3 separate regions of the Homo sapiens genome follow, and all the other regions are linked to region 1. The links are chromatin loops, found by intact Hi-C in ENCODE. Cell type or tissue: ascending aorta. All regions are shown on one strand. Region 1 overlaps LOC107987065 (a long non-coding RNA gene). Region 2 has its middle 19 kb from the start of SHB. Region 3 overlaps FRMPD1 (FERM and PDZ domain containing 1).

Region 1 (2,500 bases):
GGGATCCATTCTCACGACCCAGACACCTCCTACCAGGCCCCACCTCGAACAATGGGGATTACATTTCAACAGGAGATCTGGGCGGGGACAAATATCCAAACCACGTCATCATGGTTTTGAAGTTTGACAATCCTAAATTCAAAATCTGTCTCCATGACTTCCCAGCTGTGTGCCTTGGCACCTTAGGTCACCTTACCAAGCCCCAGTTACCTCATAGGAAAGCTGCGAGGACCAAATGGCAGAGTGCATAGTCAGGTGCAATGACAGGCACCGAGTAAACCTGCCATAAGTGGCACCAGTGTCTCAAGTCCTGCTAGTCCCAACGCATACAGAACTGTACAGGGAGACACAGAACTCTGGGATGGGCACCTGTGGTGGGCCAAATAATGCGCCCCAGACATCCACATCCTTATCCCCAGGACGTGGGAATGTTGCCTTGCGTGGCAAATGACACTTTGCAGATGGGATTAAGGACTTGAGATGGGGAGATTATCTGGCTTATCCAGGTGGACCAAATGGAATTACAAGGATCCTTATAAGGGAAAGAGGGAGTTAGGAGAGACAGAGGCAGAGAAGGGGATGTGCAAACAGAAGCAGAGGTTGGAGTGACGTGGGTCCACCAGCCAAGGAATGCAGATCACCTTGCTGGAGAGGCAGGGAGATGGAGCTTCCCCTGGAGCCTCCAGAGGGTGCCAGCCCTGGTGACCCATTGACACTTCTGACCTCCACGAAGCCACCGAGTTTGTGGCACTATGTTACAACAGCCACAGGAAATCAACACAGCGTTTCGGGTGAAGGGATCCTATTTCCCAGACCAGTGGGACTTGGTGTGGTGCATGAAGGGCATAGCTCTGAATGTGAATTCCATGTTCTTGGAACTGGGCCCGACTGGGGCAATAGAGAATGCAGGGCCCCAGCAAACATGGAAGCTCTGAGTACAGTTGCTCCTGACCATGGTCTAATGCGTGTCGTCCACCTCCTCCCTCCTGGCTCACAGACCCACCCAGTGATCCTGCCTCTGTCCTCTCACCCCCGCATCATGAAGCAGCTGCCGGTAGGCTGGACCTCCATAGGGAAAACTGTTAAGTGTGTGTCCACTCCAGAAGCATGACCCTCCCCGGTTTTCTCAAGGACCGTCCTGAAAACTTCACCCTGCGTCTGATGACAAACCAGTATTGAATTTGGAAGCGATTCAGATCCTGCCTTTTTTTGGCTTTGTTTTTTTTTTGAAGGTGCTTTCCACTGATGTCCACTGGAGGGTACTGTGTACGTGTTTATAGGAGGCTCTGAACACAGAACTCAGCATCCGCGTGGCATGCAAACACTGAAGTAGAGAAACATGGACAAAGACATATCTACACACGTGTGCCTATGTTCAGACATATGGATGCACACAGACTCACAAATCATCACACACATAGCAGTCACACATATGCGGATAGATGTGTATATCTATATACAGTCATACGTCACTTAATACGGACGCGTTCTGAGAAAGGCGTCATTAGGCAATTTCCTCTTTGTGTGAACATCGTAGACTGAACTTACACAAACCTAGATGGCAGAGCCTACTACACACTGAGGCTGTACGGAATAGCCTATTGCTCCCAGGCTACAGACCTGTACAGCAGGTACTGTGCTGAACACTGTAGGCAATTGTAACACAATGGTAAGTATTTGTGTATCTAAGCATAGCTAAACATAAAAAAGGTACAGTGAAAATACCATATTATAATTTGGGCCACTGTCGCATATGTGGTCTGTCATTGATGGAAACTTCATTATGTGATACATGACTATGGAGGTACATAAACACGAGCAAGTACGCACGCAAACATGTACTCATGAATACAGTCACGGTGCCATAAAACACACACACAGAGGTGCACGAAGCACATATCCACATACATGGTAGATATGTTCAGATACACACAGGTTTACATAGGTTCATCTACACACACATACACATACACACACACACACACACACACACACGCACACAGACCATTAATCCATACATGCATGTAGCCGATTATCATTGGCAGACAAACAGCCACATGCAGAGTGTCATGAATACACATTCTGACATGCAGACTTAAGCATAAAAACATAGACATGCATCCGTGGCTAAACACCAACACGTGTGCACATACGTGTACTCCCTGGCCTGGGCCTTTGCTACTTCACTTGTTCAAAAAATGCAATCCCTTGAGGGATGATTAACACTGTGGTGTTTTCTAAAGAAAACAATGGAAATGTCAACTTCATTGTCCCTATAGAACTGTTTTATTTGTTAAATGTTAGTGAAAGGCATTTCTAATAATGTACTGAGTCTTTTAAGAGAAAAATAGTAGCCCTGCTCTGACAAAGCAGAAAACCCAAACCATAGTTTCGCAAACACCTAATTAACACATGGAAGGCTCAGAGCTACTCTAAAAGAGATTCTGTTTTTTTTTTTTAAAGTGGAGAAATTTCAGATTCAGATAAAACCAAAAAATTA
Region 2 (2,500 bases), 280 kb after region 1:
CTGTAAATTTTTTTATATTTGAAAAGAATTAGCAGATTCTTTCACTTCAAGGAATTCCTAACTATGCACAATGATTTCTAAGAAACCACAGCCATTGAAAATAAAATTAGCAAAATAATCCTCAAAGTAAAATTATTAAAATGCCCCCAAAAACTATTTTAGAGAAAATGAATTGCATTTCCAGTGGGATGTGGGGGCATTTTGGTGTGTGCTATGTCATGGGTCAGTGCATCTAGAAATTATACTGCTCAGCTTCTACAAAGGTCTGAACAATCCTGGTCCCAAAGGACCAGGGCCTCCTCAAAAGTTGTAAAGAAAGCAGGTGTACACAGGCAGAAGTGAGAAAGACATGGTCTTTGCAGCCAACTAACTGTTTTGTTCATGTCACTCAGAGACCATTGAAACTGAAAGGAACCCTGGTCATCATGGTGCCCAGTGCAAGGGTGGGGCTGGTCTCTCAGTCTCCAGACATCAAACTTATTTGGTAAGATGAGACACCTGAGGCTCAGAGAGGGAGAGGTCATCACCTAAGGACACACAGTACGAGCTTTCATCAGGGGCCATAGACACAGGATTGAGGAACTACAAGGTTAGAGATCAGACTCCAGACCCCTGCCTCCCAGACTCAGTCCTTGCCACTGTACTATGCCTGGGCTTCCTGCTTCCTTCTCCAGGACACTGAGTCATCCCCCATCCTTAGCAGAATATGTGGGTCACTGGACATTCACTTGCTGGTTTAATTTTGGAGATTCTAGCTCCTATTCTTAGATGTTTATCAATGTTTGCCATCCGTCTGTTCATCCTTGGGCTTTCCTAACCTTGGTCCAGGCACGCTGCTTCCTAGGCCTTCTGGTTGGAGGCCCACTTTATCCTGTGCAAATCACCTAGGCCAAGATTCCCCTTCCAGCCAGGGCTCAACTAGCGGACCAGCCAGCTGGCTGACCCCACAGCCACAGCAATATTTTGGCACCTGGACCATGCCCTCTCTCGCCCCCTTGTGGCCACTCGGAGAGGTGCACCACCTGGGACTCAGGGTCCACCCCATGTGTGCCAAGTGCATTTGAGCCAGCTTGATTATTATTTCTCAAAAGGCTTCCTTATTCCTGGATGACCGTTACTTGGGCAGCACTAACTCTTCTCCACTCCTGCTCTCCCATTTAATTGTCCATGGCAGCCTCAGACTCCCCGTTTGATTCATCAGTCCATCAACTCCCAAGGATTCTTGAGCACCAGTCAAAGGCGATCAATCTGTGGATGAGGATGCAGTCCATGGCGGGAAGTTACAGCCAATAAAGGGCAGCTGAAGCACTCATCAAAAATTTAATAATTTGTGGTTCAAATTAGACTGTGCCAAGAACTTCAAGAATTAAGAAATGGGGTAATGTAGCTGTGGAGGTCCCAGCGAGAAAATAATCAAATTGGTCTTTGGGAGACAGGAAGTCTTTTGAAAACAGAAGGAAAGGAAGAAGAGAATTCTGGAAGAAAACAAAACCCATGAGAAGCAATAACTAACAGCCTGAGCAACATGGGGAAACCCTGTCTACACCAAAGATACAAAAAATTAGCCGGGCGTCGTGGCATACACCTGTGGTCCCAGCTACTTTGGGGGCTGAGGCAAGAGGATCACTTCAGCCTGGGGAAGTCAAAGCTGCAGTGAGGCAAGATCATACCACTGCACTGCAGCCTGGGCAATAAAGTGAGACCCTGTCTCAAAAAATAAAATAAATTAAAAATAAGTAATAACTAAGGTAGAATTATGGTTTAAATAGTATTTCCAAGGAAAAAGATAAAATGGAGATGAACTTTTTTTTTTTTTTTTTTTTTTGAGATGGAGTCTCGCTCCTGTCATGCAGGCTGGAGTGCAGTGGTGCAATTTTGGCTCACTGCAACCTCCACCTCCCAGGTTCAAGCGATTTTCCTGCCTCAGCCTCCCGAGCAGCTGGGATTGCAGGTGTACACCACCACGCCCAGCTCATTTTTGTATTTTCAGTAGAGATGGGCTGGCCAGACTGGTCTCGAACTCCTGACCCCAGGTGATCTGCCCCCACCTTGGCCTCCCAAAGTGCTGGGATTACAAGCATGAGCCACCGCACCTGGCTGAACTCTTTCTTATTATCTTCTCTAGGTGCTCAGATTCCTTTGTTAGTTCTTTTTGCAAAGCACACACCACACTCTGACTCTGCAATGTTTACATGCTCTCCCTTCTGCTATTCATTAAGACCCTCTTGGCTGCAAGTAACAGAAATCTAACTGAAATTAGCTACAGTGAAAAAGAAATGTATGGATGGATATAACTGAGAAGGACATGGAGAACACTGCATAAAGTAAGCCTTCAAATCCAGGGCTGGCACAATATAATCAGTGTGCTCTCTTTTTCAGCTCTGTCTTTTGCTCTGCTTTTCACTGTTTGGGGGCCTCATTCTCTCCTCCCACAGCTGGGCTTCCTCTAAGTGTCAGGGATAATGGCTTCCAAGGCAACCAGTTTCACATCCTTCCAGCT
Region 3 (2,500 bases), 620 kb after region 1:
TATTAGGCCCTCATTAAATGAAAAGGAGTATTATTTCCTTTTGCCAGATGGGGAAACTGAGGCCCAGAGAAATGCCTGATAACACAGGCCAAAGCCAGGATTCAAATCCTGATTGAGGCCAGGTGCAGTGGCTCACCCCTGTAATCCTAGCACTTTGAGAGGCCAAGGTGGGCAGATCACCTGGGGTCAGGGGTTCGAGACCAGCCTGGGCAACATGGTGGAACCCCATCTCTACTAAAAAAATACAAAAATTAGCTGGGCATGGCAGCAGACGCCTGTGATCCCAGCTACTCAGGAGGCTGAGGCAGGAGAATCGCTTGAACCTGGGAGGTAGAGGTCGCAGTGAGCCAAGATCGTACCATTGCACTCCAGCCTGGGCAACAAGAGTGAAACTCCATCTAAAAAAAAAAAAAAAAAATTCTTGTTGAGTGAAGTCCCGAGCTCCTCCCCTAAACTTGTGAACACATAGGTTGTGTTTTTACCTCTTCACAGCTTTCTGCTGACAAAAGTTTCAGGTCTTGTTTAACATTAGGCAATTTTTATTATTTTGGTGCCCTGTAGTTCCTATTTTTCATTGCCATGAAATTGCTTCCAATCTGTGTTCAAGAGCCTCATTTAAGTTTTATTCAAAGTATCCTATGAAAAGAAACAGGCCTCTAAGAAAATACGTCTTTTCCTGGCACAAGTACTGGTAACTGGTTTCTAGTTATTAACAACAAGTTATCGGTAACAGGAGATGGGAAGGATGCCTTTTCACGTCTTCTCTCAGGTATTGTTTTCCTTCTGTTTGGAGAGAGCTGAGGTGTGTGACTTCATACTCTCCTTTCTGTTCCTGCTTTTGCTGGGTGGAGGGAAGGAGCCCTAGAGAAGAGCCACAGCGGCAGCACTGAGCTCACACTGGTCAGGAGCACCAGAGGGACAAGGGACTCCTTTAACGAACTCTAATAGCCTAAGGTGAGTGACTAAACCACCTTTGGCCTGGACAGAGAAGCCAGGCAAAGAGGCACCCCAAGGGAGGCTTAAAATCAGTTTCCCTGGGGTCTAAAAACAAAATACAGTGGATGGTTTCAGACTAGAAGAGACGTCCATAAGAGCTGAGGGTTATTGCTAGCATTTATCATCTACTAGATTGAGTACTTGCTGGATTTCTATCCCATAAAATGGGCACTATTAGTATGCCAATTTGCAGAAAAGAAAACCAAAGCACTGAGAGGTTAGGTGGCTTGTCTAAGGTCCACCAGGATGAACTGGGATTAACTGGCTCAACTGGGGTAAGAAAGGTATCCAATATATTTCTTTTGCTTTAATTTTCTTAAAAAGGCAAATCTAATTCAAGGCTTTAATGTTCGGCTTTTTATATATTTAAAACAGGAATAAGGTGCAAGATTCAGGGATGCAATCAATTTCAGATAAAGCACATGTGTGGCCTTGCAATGAAAGAACTTCCTGCCACCTAGTGGCAACCTATGCTTGCTGCAGTGGGGCAGCCAAGAATCCCAGGCCTCCTGGTGCAGGCGCTGCAAACCATAACTTGTGAAGGTCGAAGTCTATCAAATATTACCGGTATTCACTCCTATTTGCAAAGGTTATTGCCAAATAAGTGTGATATGAGAAGTCAAGACTGTTTTTCAGTGACCCCCACCTTTCTCCCTCACCCCTGCCTTCTTGAGTATTCCTTTTGCTTCTACACTCCTTGGGTACGCTCCTTTTATGATAAACACTTTGCTGATAGTGATCTAACTAATCTGTGCCTAGAGAGTCTGTAAGCATCCTGACCAGGGGGAGAGACTTGTCTTACTCATCTGTAAATCCCAAGGCCTGGCACAAAGGAAGTATCCAGTGAATGTCTGTTGAACGAATATAAGTGAATGCTTTTAACCCAAACTCTATGACTCAGGCCAAGATTAAGCAGCAGTTTATTTGAATACTCTATATAGTAAACATTTGAAGAGGGTGGGTGGGAGAGTGGAAGGGGCTTCTCAGGGAAGTGTCCAAGGCAGGACAGGGCAGGAGGCCCTTGGGCCGTTGACCTGTTTACAGGGCCGTGGATGCCCGGAACTTCTGGGTCAAACAGAACACGGCGGCCGTGAGGGCCGTGCACTGACGGGCCAGGAGTTTCACACTCAGGTCGTGGTAGCCTCTCTCGCAGGTCGATTTAGCAGCCTCTATAAACTGATGGTAGGTGTACACCACATCCCTCAGGTTCCCCGCTGCCTCCCTGTGCCGGGCGGAGCAGCGGCTACAGTCTGTGAACTGAAAGCACAGGCCGGCCAGCTGGACCAGGTGCTGGAAGGTGTCACGCACGGCCCCCTGCATCTCTTCGGGGGACTGGTCCATTCTGATCACATGCCGACAGCTCGACAGGAGCTTCTGGGAGCCCATGCAGAGGCGGCTCCGGCTTTCGGTAAAGTGCCAGGTGCACTTCTCTGGGGGATGTTTGTTTCCAACCCCCCAGGAAGTTTCTAAAATGTCTTGTAGCTCCAGCAAGCTCTCCATGAGT

The links. Hi-C counts contacts between places; a loop is a spot of excess contacts. Peaks named below come from ENCODE experiments on the same cell type or tissue, not always from the same donor. Only the 100,000 strongest peaks of a DNase experiment are listed, where the experiment ranks them.
Region 2: a loop joins it to region 1, with 9 times the contacts of the local background. A loop is called at or near these places in 63 of 110 quality-filtered maps.
Region 3: a loop joins it to region 1, with 2.4 times the contacts of the local background. A loop is called at or near these places in 42 of 110 quality-filtered maps.

What each region holds. Positions count from the first base shown.
Region 1 is chr9:38,361,971-38,364,470 of GRCh38, reverse strand. The region is part of intron 1 of LOC107987065 (a long non-coding RNA gene); the gene reads right to left. All of the region lies in intron 3 of LOC105376040 (a long non-coding RNA gene), which reads left to right. Among named protein-coding and RNA genes, the nearest start is that of ALDH1B1, 29 kb to the left of the region's middle. In ascending aorta, a CTCF peak has its summit at 1,236 (motif pointing right); DNase peaks (open chromatin) are centred at 910 and 1,310; H3K4me3 peaks cover 668 bases.
Region 2 is chr9:38,086,644-38,089,143 of GRCh38, reverse strand. No RefSeq gene overlaps it. Among named protein-coding and RNA genes, the nearest start is that of SHB, 19 kb to the right of the region's middle. RefSeq lists an enhancer at 882-931 and a silencer at 878-1,172. In ascending aorta, a CTCF peak has its summit at 999 (motif pointing left); a DNase peak (open chromatin) is centred at 1,003.
Region 3 is chr9:37,746,304-37,748,803 of GRCh38, reverse strand. It overlaps FRMPD1 (FERM and PDZ domain containing 1), which reads right to left. Exons shown (of 16, transcript NM_014907.3): 16 at 1,900-2,500. The coding sequence ends at 2,035. Among named protein-coding and RNA genes, the nearest start is that of TRMT10B, 6.3 kb to the left of the region's middle. RefSeq lists an enhancer at 2,413-2,500. In ascending aorta, a CTCF peak has its summit at 1,462 (motif pointing left); DNase peaks (open chromatin) are centred at 1,481 and 2,217.